Linked DNA regions of Homo sapiens: region 2 is linked to region 1. A link is a loop called in an ENCODE intact Hi-C map of the cell type or tissue named here. Cell type or tissue: PC-9. All regions are shown on one strand. Links, peaks and the distances in the headings refer to the core of each region. The heading gives the core; the rest is flanking DNA.

Region 1 (2,500 bases), core at 1-2,500:
CAATAGCTGAGACCTGGCCAATCCCAGCAGCCATTCTTCAACCATTCATGCACTGCTGAGTGTTCAAACGGTGTTCAAATAAGGCAAACACCAACCTGTAACCAATCCAGCTGTTCTGTACCTCACTGCTGATTTTTGTATGTCATTTCCCTTTTTTTGACTATAATTTTTTTCTGACCACAAGGAAACCCTGGAGTCTCTCTGAGCCTGCTGTGATTCTGGGGACTGCCCAATTTGTGAATGGTTCATTTCTCAAATAAACTCTTTTAATTGGCTGAAGTTTTTCTTTTAACAGTTGTATAATTTACGCAATTTCCAAATTCGCACTACTATAAATAAGTGTACAATGAATATTCTGTTTTCTTTTTTCTTTCTCTTTCTCGTTCCCTTTTTTTTTTTTGAGACAAGTTCTCACTCTGTCACCCAGGCTAGAGTGCAGTGGTGTGATCTCAGCTCACTGCAGCCTCGACTTTCTGGGCTCAAGTGATTTTCCCACCTCAGCCCCCAAGTGGTTAGGACTACAGGCTTGCACCACCATACCTGGCTAACTTTTGTATTTTTTGTAGAGACTGGGTTTTGCCATGTTGTCCAGGCTGGTCTCAAACTCCTGAGCTCAAACAATCTGCCTGCCTTGGCCTCCCAAACATATATTCTTGTTGACTTATTCACTTCTAATCTTACAACAAATTCCTACATATAAAGTGATCATATGACATTTTGAGGGCTTTTGATGAACACTGCTGAGTTGCCTTTCCCAAGGACTTTCCTACCTGTGGGGGATAAGGGGTGGGGGTGAGGCAGGGGAGGCTCCTAAAATCTTGCCAGGCAATGGCTACAGCTTCTGAGCCTCCCCTGGAGAGGATCATTCTGTAAGGGCCTCTCAGGGGTGGATCTGTCTGAGGCACTTGGAGAGGATCATTCTGTAAGGGCCTCTCAGGGGTGGATCTGTCTGAGGCACTTGGAGAGGAAATCAACAGCCCCATGTCAAGTTCATTGCTTCACATCTTTCCTCTTGGGGCTTTCCTTTCTTCCTCACCCGGGCTGAGCTTTCTGGGTCTGGGTCTGCAGGAGGGGGTTGGTGGGGTGGGAATGACCCACTTCTTCCCATCTCAGGGAGGTCTGACCTCCCTGGGCAGCACAGGAAGAAGGCAAGCCTGCCTGGAACCCCCAATAATTAGGAACCACTGCCATCTAGTGTCGGCATTGCTGTGAAGATTTAAATATTAAAACCCACTCCAAGCCCTGAAGAGCACCGCCTTCCCCATGGGCACCCCTCAGGGACCCTACAGGCTACAGCAGTGCAGGCCTGAGCTAGAAAATGCTCATTAGGAGAATTAAACATCTGGGGAAGGAATATGAAAATCTAATTTAGAATGGCTTGGGACTGCCAGAGAGGAAGTGGGGAGTCCAGAGAGAAGACTGAAGAGAAATTTTCTTGAAAGATAGATCCCATTAATTAGAGGGTGGCAGCAAATCTAGCGTTAAGGAAGAAACAAATATCTGGGGAAAACACTTCTTGGGATGCCTAGGAGGTGTACGGAATCTCCCATGAGCCTCAAGACGGACCCGAGGCTTGCAGAGTTAAAAGAGCCCTCCCAGCTCACTCAGGCCACTTGGGAAGAGCCATTGGTGCTGCTGTCCCCAGGACTCTGCTCTGAGACCTGCCCTGCATTCCAGCCTGGGCCCTGCTCTGAGACGCAGCCTGGGTTCTTCTCTGAGATCTGCCCCATGTTCCAGCCTGAGCCCTGCTCCAAGATCTGCCCCGTATTCTAGCCTGGGCCCTGCTCTGAGACCCACCCTGTGTTCCAGCCTGGGCCCAGATCCGAGATCCAGCCTGGGTTCTTCTCTGAGACCTGCCCTGCGTTCCAGCCTGGGTCCTGCTCTGAGACCTGCCCTGTATTCCAGCCTGGGTTCTTCTTGGAGACCTGCTCTGTGTTCCAGCCTGGGCCCTGCTCTGAGACCTGCCCTGTATCCCAGGCAGTGTTCTTCTCTGAGACCCGCCCTGTGTTCTCTACTGGGTTCTGTCTCTCTGACTCAAAATGGCGGTGGTAGTGCAGTTTCTTGGGCGGCGGGGGAAGAGGTTAGAGCTGTTCAGCCCTCGGGCTGCTGACACCACTGTGGGCTACAGGGGCAGCTTTACTCCGGGGATTCAAACCCCATTTCAGCCACCTTTTTATTTGTTGTGGAAACTTAGGTAATTTCTTAAACCTCTCAAAGACTCAGTGTAATAGGGTGAATAGTGACTCTCAAAATCCATCTCCACCCAGGACCTCAGAATGTGACAAATTTCTGTATTTGGAAATAAGGTCTTTGCAGATATAATTAGTTGAGTTCATCCTGGATTTGGGTGGGTCTTCAAATGTGATTTATAAGATGACAGAAAGAGACGCAGAGACACACAGAGGGGAAGCCCGTGTGCAGGAGGGGCTGGAGCGATGCGTCCACAAGCCGAGGAGCCGAGGGATTGCTGGGAGCCACCGGAATCTCAGAAGAGGCAAGG
Region 2 (9,530 bases), core at 3,803-6,302, 440 kb before region 1:
AGTTTCAAATCCCAAGTCTTTACCAATTAATATGTATTGTATGTTTAGCGTCTGAGCCTAGAAACTAATTCAGCACCAAGGTATTTCCCCAAATTGCCGTAAGAGGTCAGTAGGCAAGATAAGTATCATCTGTTTTACAGTCAAGGGTGGAAGTAAGAAGTTACCTGACTTGCCTGAAGCCACAGAGACATAAGTGAAGCAAAGACTGGACCAAAGTATATGTGTAGTGAATGAACTGAATGTCTGAATTCATGTCAATAAAATATATAACAATTTTTATTATCAATGATTATATACTTCAAAATCAAGGTATTGTTTGACAACACAAAGATGACATGCAAAAGTACTTTTTGGTGGTCAGTGCCATTAATAGACTTAATAGACTACAATCAGAAAGTTTTTTCTTTTTTTTTTGAGATAGAGTTTTGCTCTGTCACCCAGGCTGGAGTGCAATTGTGCAATCTTGGCTCAGTGCAACCTCTGCCTCTGGGGTTCAAGCGATTCTCCTGCCTCAGCCACCGGAGTAGCTGGGATTATAGGCATGCAACACCACACCTGGCTAATTTTTGTACTTTTAGTAGAGACAGGGTTTCACCAGGTTGCCCAGGCTGGTCTCAAACTCCTGAGATCAAGCAATCTGCCCCCCTTGGCCTCCCAAAGTGCTGGGATTACAGGCGTGAGCCACCACGCCTGGCCTGTGTCTTTGATTATAACCATTTAGTGGGTGTGAAATGATATCTCATTGTGGTTTTGATCTGCATTTCTCTAATGGCTAATGATGTTGAGCATCATGTGCGTATTGACCATTTGTGTATCTTCTTTCATGTGCTTCTTTCATAGGGAAGAATTTCTTGCTTGAGCTGATGGTAATTAATTCCAGTAGAACAAGTTGTCCTACTATCTAGAGCATCTCTAGGGCTGGCAGCCACTGTGAGGCAGTGTAGGGCAGTTGAAAGAGCATGGAGGATCTACCATCCCTTCATCAAACATTTTTCAGCATCTATCCCTCAAGACAGAGACTAGTCCTAGTCTAGTATGCTTCTTCCCCATCCCTACCACTTACAGCCTAGGCTATTACAACATAGTGCGATAAGTACAGTAAGACAGTAGCACACACTCTGTCTCTCATAGAGTTCACACACAGTCCTTACCATGTGCCTTCACATATGTTAACTCATTTAATCTTAGAATAATTTGTTTAACTTCACAAGACAGTGAGGTAGGTACCTCATTACAAATGAAGAAACTGAGGCTCAGAAAGTTCAAATGATTTGCCCAAGGAACATAACTACTAAGTGGTTGAGTGGAGATTTGAACCCAGGTAGTTCATGGCCATAATCTATGGTCTGTAGTCCACCCATGTATATGATAGAAGAAAGGTAAGTAGCTATGAAAGCACAGAGAAGGTTTAACTATATGTTTTTGTGTCTGTGTGTGGGGGAGGTTAGGATGGAATCCTGGGATGGCAGGGATAAGACCCAAGGATGACGAAAATTCACTGGGGAGGAGCTCAGGGGTGTGTCTGCAGACCCCCAGGTCCAGGCTTGTCTTTTGATAAATATTATTATGTGCCTACCACATACCTTTTTGGGTATACAGAGTTCTAGATGCTCTAGCACAGTAGTGTTTAAACTACATATACTTCTGAATCATGTAGAGAGCTTGTTTTACAGTTTCCGATTCAGTAGCTCTGGGATAGGGCCTAGGAATTTGCTTTTCTGACAAGTTCCCAGCTGATGCTACTGGTCTGAGGACCACACTTTGACAACCATTGCTCTAAAACAGGGGTACTGAAATGGGATATCAATTTACAAAAATAAATAAATAGTAAATAAATAAATAAAACAGGGGTCCCTAACCCCTGAGCCATGGACCTGTTGTGGTCTGTGGCCTGTTAGGAACCGGGCTGCACAGCCGGAGGTGAGCAGCAGGTGAGCAAGCAAAGCTTCATCTGTATTTACAGTGTCTCCGCATTGCTCACATCACTGCTTGAGCTCGGCCTCCTGTCAGATCAGCAGGGGCATTAGATTCTCATAGGCACATGAACCCTATTGTGTACTGCACATGGGAGGGATCTAGGTTATGTGCTCCTTATGAGAATCTAATGCGTGATGATCTGTCACTGTCTCCCATCACCCCTAGATGGGACCACCTGGTTGCAGGAAAACAAGCTCAGGGCTCCCACTGATTCTACGTTATGGTGAGTTGTATAATTATTTCATTATATATTACGGTGTAATAATAATGGAAATAAAGTGCACAATAAATTTAATGTATCTGAATAATCCCAAAACCATCCCCCCACCCCGGTCACGGAAAAAGTGAATTCCTTTCATGAAACTGGTCCTTGGGGCCAAAAAGGTTGGGGACCACTGCTCTAAAAGAATCACAGACTCGGCCAGGCACGGTGGCTCATGCCTGTAATCCCAGCACTTTGGGAGGCCAAGGCGGGCAGATCACCTGAGGGAGTTGGAGACCAGCCTGACCAACATGGAGAAACCCCGTCTCTACTAAAAATACAAAAAATTAGCCGGGTGTGGTGGCGCATGCCTGTAATCCCAGCTACTCGGGAGGCTGAGGCAGGAGAATCGCTTGAACCTGGGAGGTGGAGGTTGCGGTGAGTCGAGATCGCGCCATTGCACTACAGCCTGGGCAACGAGAGCTAAACTCCGTCTCAAAAACTACCTAACTAAATAAAAGAATCATGAACTCAATAATAGGGGTCAACTTCATTTTGTATATTCATTCATTTATTCATTCTTTTTTTTTTTTTTTGAGACAGCGTCTCACTTTGTTGCCCAGGCTGGTGTGCAGTGATGCAGTCTCACATCACTGCAGCCTCTGCTTCCTGGGTTCAAGCAATTCTTGTGCCTCAGCCCCCTGAGTAGCTGGGATTACAGGTCTGCAACACCACACCTGGCTAATTTTTGTATGTTTAGTAGAGATGGGGTTTCGCCACCTTGGCCAGGCTGGAATTCATTTATTCATCCAACAGGTATTTACTGAGTACCAACTCTTGCAGGTGCCAAGGATGTAACAGTGAATAAAACAGAAATCTCTGCCCTCATGGAGCTTACATACTAGTGAGAGGACAGGCGTACTCTTAAGTTATATGGTAAAGTAGAAGTTGGTGAGGACTATGGAGAAAAAGCAGTAGGAGTGAGGGTTGGGAGGGTGGGGCGACAGGCCCAGAAAGGTGAGAGGACAGTGGCCACCCAGCTAATATAACTGACCTTCAGATTCTGGACTGGGGAGCTCTCATGCCTCACACAAAGCAGCCAGCATGCAGTGAGTGCCTTGTGAGTATTATGCACAGATACCTCTACCCGTTCCAGGGAGGGAAGGATTTCTTCTTGCTGAAGCCATATGAAAGGCTTTGAGGAGGAGCTGATGCTTGAGTTGGGCCTTGAGCATGGATGGGATTTCATTCCTTGAAGTGGGGAGTGTGTTTAAGAGAGTGGATGGGGTGGACCAGAGTCTGGGCCTGAGTAGTGCATGCTCAAGGAACAGTGAGAGGCTCCAATATTTGGGTCAGGAGGCAGAGGACCTGGCACTGGAAGGGTGTGGGAGAACCAGTCCTTGGGAGGCCTGGGTGGCTGAGCTAGGTGTTGTGGACTTTGGTATTTTTTTTTTTTCATCCCATGGATTCAAGTTGCCCTGAATATATGCTTCTGTTCAGAATCTTGTGAAGGGAAGGTTTTTGTTCAGAGGAGTAAGGGGATTGAGGTGCTCAGTGGACGGACTGATAGTGTAAGCAGAAATTCTAGAGATCAGCCTCATTGGGGCTTCATTTTACACAGGCATTCATCCAGCTTCTAACATTCCAGGTACTGGGATACAGCAGAGGATAAAGCTGACAAAAGTCCCTGCCCTCAAGTCAGGGTTGGGGTGAACACAAGCCCGTCCTGCAGACTTAAGCAGAAAAGAGTGGGAATTTGTTGGAAGGATCTCCAATTCCTTGTGAGGGTCCAGAATCATGGTCTGAGGTGACTTTCTGCCTCTCCCCAAGGGGTTGCAAACGGGGCTTCATTCTCTCCCACTAGAAAAAGAGTGCTCCAATAAGCTCCCCATGCTGCACACATGACCTCTGGGATCCAGCACCAACGCCGACAAACTGGACTTTCTCACTTCTAGGTTTCCAGGAAATAATCTGATGGGTCCTGCTTGGGGCAGGTGTCCACCCTATTGGGTGTTAAGTCACATGGTCCTAAGTGGGGGCCCAGGCTCACCCTTTCAGCAGGACTGGTCCTCAGGGAAGAGCCAGTGGGCTGGGCAGCAGCCAGGATGGAGTCAGGGGGGCCTGACAGGGGCAGTGGTGTCAGAGCGACTGGCCAGGTCAGGACATGCTAACTTAGGAGTTGTTTAGAGTGTGACTCCACATCGCAGCTCTTTTTATGGAGAAGGGGAGTGCTGAAACGGAGGCTGCTACCGTGCATTAGCCCTGTGCGTTTCTGCTAACTAGGGGAAGATCCTAGCTGCTTCTCACTGCGGTCTCCTGAGGCCATTGGCAGCTGGCCAAGCACCCCTGGTGAAGACTTCTTAGCGGGGCCTTGAATTTTCATTTGTGGGTCATTGCCAGCAATTACACATTTATATTAACAATTTAATTTGGCTGTATGGTATTTTACTGGGCTAAGCCCTGTGAAAAATGGGAATCATCTATAGGGATCTGACATTTTAACTTGTGCAGTTGCTTAAAAACAAAAATCCATAACAGCAATGGATTTTGCTTTGCTTTGCAAAGTTTTTCATTTAATGATATTTTAATGGGTCAAAGCCCATCCAAGCCAACAGCTCATGTTTCAGGGTCTGATTCTCTGAGGAGCTATGAATGGAGGCGTTCTCTCTCATTTCTTCTCTGTTCCCTTTTGCTCCCTCTCTCCTCCCTCACCTCCTCTAACCTTCCTCCTCTGCAGCGTTCTCACACTTTCCCATCTGGGTAGTTTGCCGGTTCATTAACTGCTTTTCTTTTCTCCCTGGCATGTCTCATTAGCTACTGGTAGAGATGGCTGTTTGAGGGAAATAGTCTTAGGCAAAGGGTCCAGAAAGCCCAGAGTCCCCTTTGGGAGTGAATGTGTGCAGAGGGAGGTGGGAGGCAGAAAAGCCAAACTCTGCCTCCCTGCTTTCAAGTCTGCAGTAAGATCAGTCTCAGTGGTGAAACTCAGCCAGCAGAGGGGGTGAGTCTCAGCTGGGAGCTAGGCGGCCAGTGGGGAGGTGAGTTTCAGTCCCATTCGTGAAGGGTGGTGGCAGGACCACAGTCCAAACGTCAAGCAGGTCCCCTGTGAGTCAGCCATCTGAGTTGGCCCAAGCGAGACAGGACCAACTTTGAGGGCCCCAAAGGGTAGTTCCCGTGCCCAGTGGACTTGTTCTTCCTTACTTTGCCTCCCTTCTGTTATGGGTTCTCAAAATATGGCAGTCTTTTTTTTTTATTTCTTTCTTTTTGAGACAGGGTCTCACTCTGTTTCCCAGGCTGGAGTGCAGTGGTGCTCACTGCAACCTCTGCCTCCTGGGTTCAAGCAATTCTCATGCCTCAGCCACCCGAGTAGCTAGGATCACAGGTGTGTGCTACCACACCTGGCTAATTTTTGTATTTTTGGTGGAGACAAGGTTTTGCCATGTTGCCCAGGCTGGTCTTGAACTCCTGAGCTCAAGTGATCCACCCACCTGGGCCTCCCAAACTGCTGGGATTACCGCTTGAGCCACCATGCCCAGCCTGTCATTTGTCCTTTTAAAAGCTCGTTCTTATTGCAGATTTAAACCTACATTTAGAAGCCCCATTCTGCCTTAAGAATATAGCCATGGGGGCCAGGCACGGTGGCTCATGCCTGTGATCCCGGCACTTTGGGAGGCCGAGGCAGGTGGATCATGAGGTCAGGAGTTCAAGTCAGCCTGACCAACATGGTGAAACCCCATCTCTACTAAAATTACAAAAATTAGCTGGGCGTGGTGACATGCACCTGTAATCCCAGCTACTCAGGAGGCTGAGACAGGAGAATTGCTTGAACCGGGGAGATGGAGGTTGCAGTGAACCGAGATTGCACCACTGCACTCCAGCCTGGGCGACAGAGCGAGACTCCATCTAAAAAAAAAAAAAAATATATATATATATATATTTATATATATGTATATATATATACATATATATATTTATATATATATGTATATATATATACATATATATATTTATATATATGTATATATATATACATATATATATTTATATATATATGTATATATATGTGTATATATATACATATATATATAGCCCTGGGGGGCTGGGCGAGGTGGCTCATGCTTCTAATCCCAGCACTTTGGGAGGCCAAGGCAGGTGGATCACCTGAGGTCAGGAGTTCAAGACCAGCCTGGACAACATGGTGAAACCGAATCTTTACTAAAAATACAAAAATTAGCTGGGCGTGGTAGTGTGTGCCTGTAATCCCAGCTTCTAGGGAGGCTGAGGCAGGAGAATTGCTTGAACATGAGAGGCAGAGGTTGCAGTGAGCCAAGATCGTGCCACTGCACTCCAGCCTTGGTGACAGTGAGACGCCATCTCAAAAAAAAAAAAAAAAGAATATAGCCATGAGGATAGTTATTTATCTCAAGTAATGTGTTGCCAATATAATGTGAGCTTTTGTGTAGGCAGTTTAGTGTGTTGACTATGATGTCTCTTGTCTTAGTGGTCCTTGGGTTAATAATTTTAAAGAGCATCATCAGAGGGTGCTACAGACAACTTTCCCATCACTCCCCTGGGGCAGTGATGGAAGGGGACAAAAACAAGCTGGTGGAGAGGAAAGGAGGGTGTTGGATGTGCTAGGTGGTTTCCATTTGCCTTTCTAGGTCCACCCTTCACCTGTTCCATTTGCTTTTTGCTCTGGGAGGCTGACATGTATGGACTACATGTGCATAGTATGGGTTACATTAATGACCCTTTGTCTTCTGGCTTTGGTTGGGTTCAGCCATTGGGACATTGTGATAAGCCATTCCTGCATCACTGGAGAGAAATACCCAAGGCTGGGTAATTTATAAGAAAAGAGGTTTAATTGGCTCACAGTTCTGCAGGCTGTACAGGAAGCATTGCATGCTGTCGTCAGCTTCTGGTGAGGACCTCAGGAGATTTATAGTCATGGTGGAAGGGAAAAGGGGAGCAGACATCTCACATGGCAAGAGCAGGAGCAAGAGAGAGAGGGTGGGAGGTGCCACACACTTTTAAACAAGCAGATCTCTGAACTCATTCATCACCGAGGGGATGGCGCTAAGCCCTCCCACCAGGCCCCACCTCCAACACTGGGGATTACATTTCAACATGAGATTTGGCATGGACACAGATCCAAACCCTATCAGGCATCAGATGTTCAAAGCGAGGGAAGAGAGTGAGGTGAAGGTATGTATTCCTCTGGCTTCCTGTCTGTAGGGTCACCATGGATTGTGGCCCTAAACTAAAGGGCCCAGTTCTGTCAGGTAGCCCCTAGCTGCCCTCTCTGTCTCTGTCATTCAAGCTCAGGTGTGATAGCAGCATTCCCCACCCAGCCACAGAGGTACTATCCCTTGTGTTTTGCTGTGTTCTGTACACACCTTTGCACACACCCACTCTGTTATTACTTTAAAAAAACCATCAAATTTACCATTGTAACCACTTTGAACTGTATAATAGTGTTAGCTATATTCACACTGTTGTGCAATATATCTCTAGAATTTTTCCATCCTGCAAAATTGAAACTTTATGCCCACTGAACAACTTCTCTTCATTTTTCCCTCTTCCTTGTCCGCTGATAACAACATTCCACTTTCTGTTTCTATGAGTTTAACTACTTTAGATACCTCATATAATTCGTGGAATCATGCAGTATTTGTCTTTCTGTGACTGGCTTATTTCACTTTACGTAATGTCCTCAAGGTTCATCCATATTGTAGCATGTGATAGGATTTCCTTCCTTTTTAAGGCGGAATAATATTTCATTGTGTGTGTATACCACATATTTTTTATCCATTTATTTGTCTATGGACATTTAGATTGCTTCTAGCTTTTGGCTATTGTAAATCGTGCTGAGTTGAACATGTGTGTGCAAATATCTGAGTTGTTGTGGTTTTGTTTTTGTTTTAGTTTAGACAGAGTGGTTTTTTTGTTTTGTTTTGTTTTTTGGGATAGAGTGTCGCTCTTAGTGCCTGGGCTGGAGTACAGTAGTGCGATCTCAGCTCATCGCAACCTCCGCCTCCCAGGTTCAAGTGATTCTCCTGCCTCAGCCTCCTGAGTAGCTGGGATTACAGGCACCCAGCACTATGCCCAGCTGATTTTTGTATTTTTAGTAGAGACAGGGTTTCTCCGTGTTGGTCAGGCTGGTTTCTAACTCCCGACCTCAGGTGATCCGCCCGCCTCAGCCTCCCAAAGTGTTGGGATTACAGGCGTGAGCCACCGCGCCCGGCTTAGACAGAGTCTTTTGTTCTGTTGCCCAGGGTCGAGTGCAGTGGCATGATCACAGCTTACTGCAGCCTTGACCTCCTGAGCTCAAGTGATCCTCTCACTTCAACCTCCCGAGTACCTGGGACTACAGTACCTGTGCACCACCACACATGGCTAATTTTTGTGTTTTTGTAAAGATGGTGTTTCACCAGGTTGCCTAGGCTGGTCTTGAACTCTTGGACTCAAGCTTCAACCTTGGATTACAGGCATGAGCCACTGCGTTCGGCCTGATTCTGTTTTCAGTTCTTTTGGGTATACACCAAGAGATAGGATTGCTAGATCATACAGTACTTCTATTTTTAATTTTTTGAGGAGCCTACAGACCATTTTCTAGAGCAAGTACATTTTGCATTCCCATCAAAGTGCACAAAGATTCCAATTTCTCCATATCCTCTCCATCACTTTTTATTTTCCAGTTTTTTGATAGTGGCCATTCTAACAAGTGTGTGTGAGGTAATATTGCATTGCGGTTTTCTTTTTCCTTCTTTTTTTTTTTTTGAGACAGAGTTTCACTTTTGTCACCCAGGCAGGAGTGCAATGGCGTGATCTTAGCTCACTGCAACCTCTGCCTCCTAGGTTCAAGCAATTCTCCTGCCTCAGTCCCCCGAGTAACTGGGACTACAGGCATATGCCACCATGCCTGGCTAATTTTTGTATTTTTAGTAGAGACGGGGTTTTGCCTCAGCCCCCCGAGTAGCTGGGATTACAGGCATATGCCACCATGCCTGGCTAATTTTTGTATTTTTAGTAGAGACGGGGTTTTGCCATGTTGGCCAGGCTGGTCTTGAACTCCTGACCTCAGGTGATCCACCCACCTCAGCCTCCCAAAGTGCTGGGATTGCAGGCGTGAGCCACCATGCCTGGCCTGCATTGTGGTTTTTGATTTGCATTTCTCTGCTGTTTAGTGATGTGTAGCATCTTTTCATATGCTTGTTGGCCATTTGTATATCTTCTTTGGAGAAATATTCATTCAATCCCTTTGCTCATTTTAAAATTGGATTATTTTGTGGTCGTTGAGTTTTAGGAGTTCTTTATATATTCTAGATATTAATCCCTTATCATATATGAGGTT

Evidence for each region. Hi-C counts contacts between places; a loop is a spot of excess contacts. Peaks named below come from ENCODE experiments on the same cell type or tissue, not always from the same donor. Only the 100,000 strongest peaks of a DNase experiment are listed, where the experiment ranks them.
Region 2: it touches region 1 in a loop (5-fold over the local background); 2 of 110 quality-filtered maps call a loop at or near these places.

What each region holds. Positions count from the first base shown.
Region 1 is chr7:55,278,816-55,281,315 of GRCh38, reverse strand. No RefSeq gene overlaps it. Among named protein-coding and RNA genes, the nearest start is that of ELDR, 24 kb to the right of the region's middle. In PC-9, for the core only: CTCF peaks have their summits at 984 and 1,189 (motif pointing left); a DNase peak (open chromatin) is centred at 1,185; H3K27me3 peaks cover 528 bases.
Region 2 is chr7:55,718,691-55,728,220 of GRCh38, reverse strand. No RefSeq gene overlaps it. Among named protein-coding and RNA genes, the nearest start is that of SEPTIN14, 140 kb to the left of the region's middle. In PC-9, for the core only: CTCF peaks have their summits at 4,910 and 5,109; no DNase peak of the experiment used is centred there.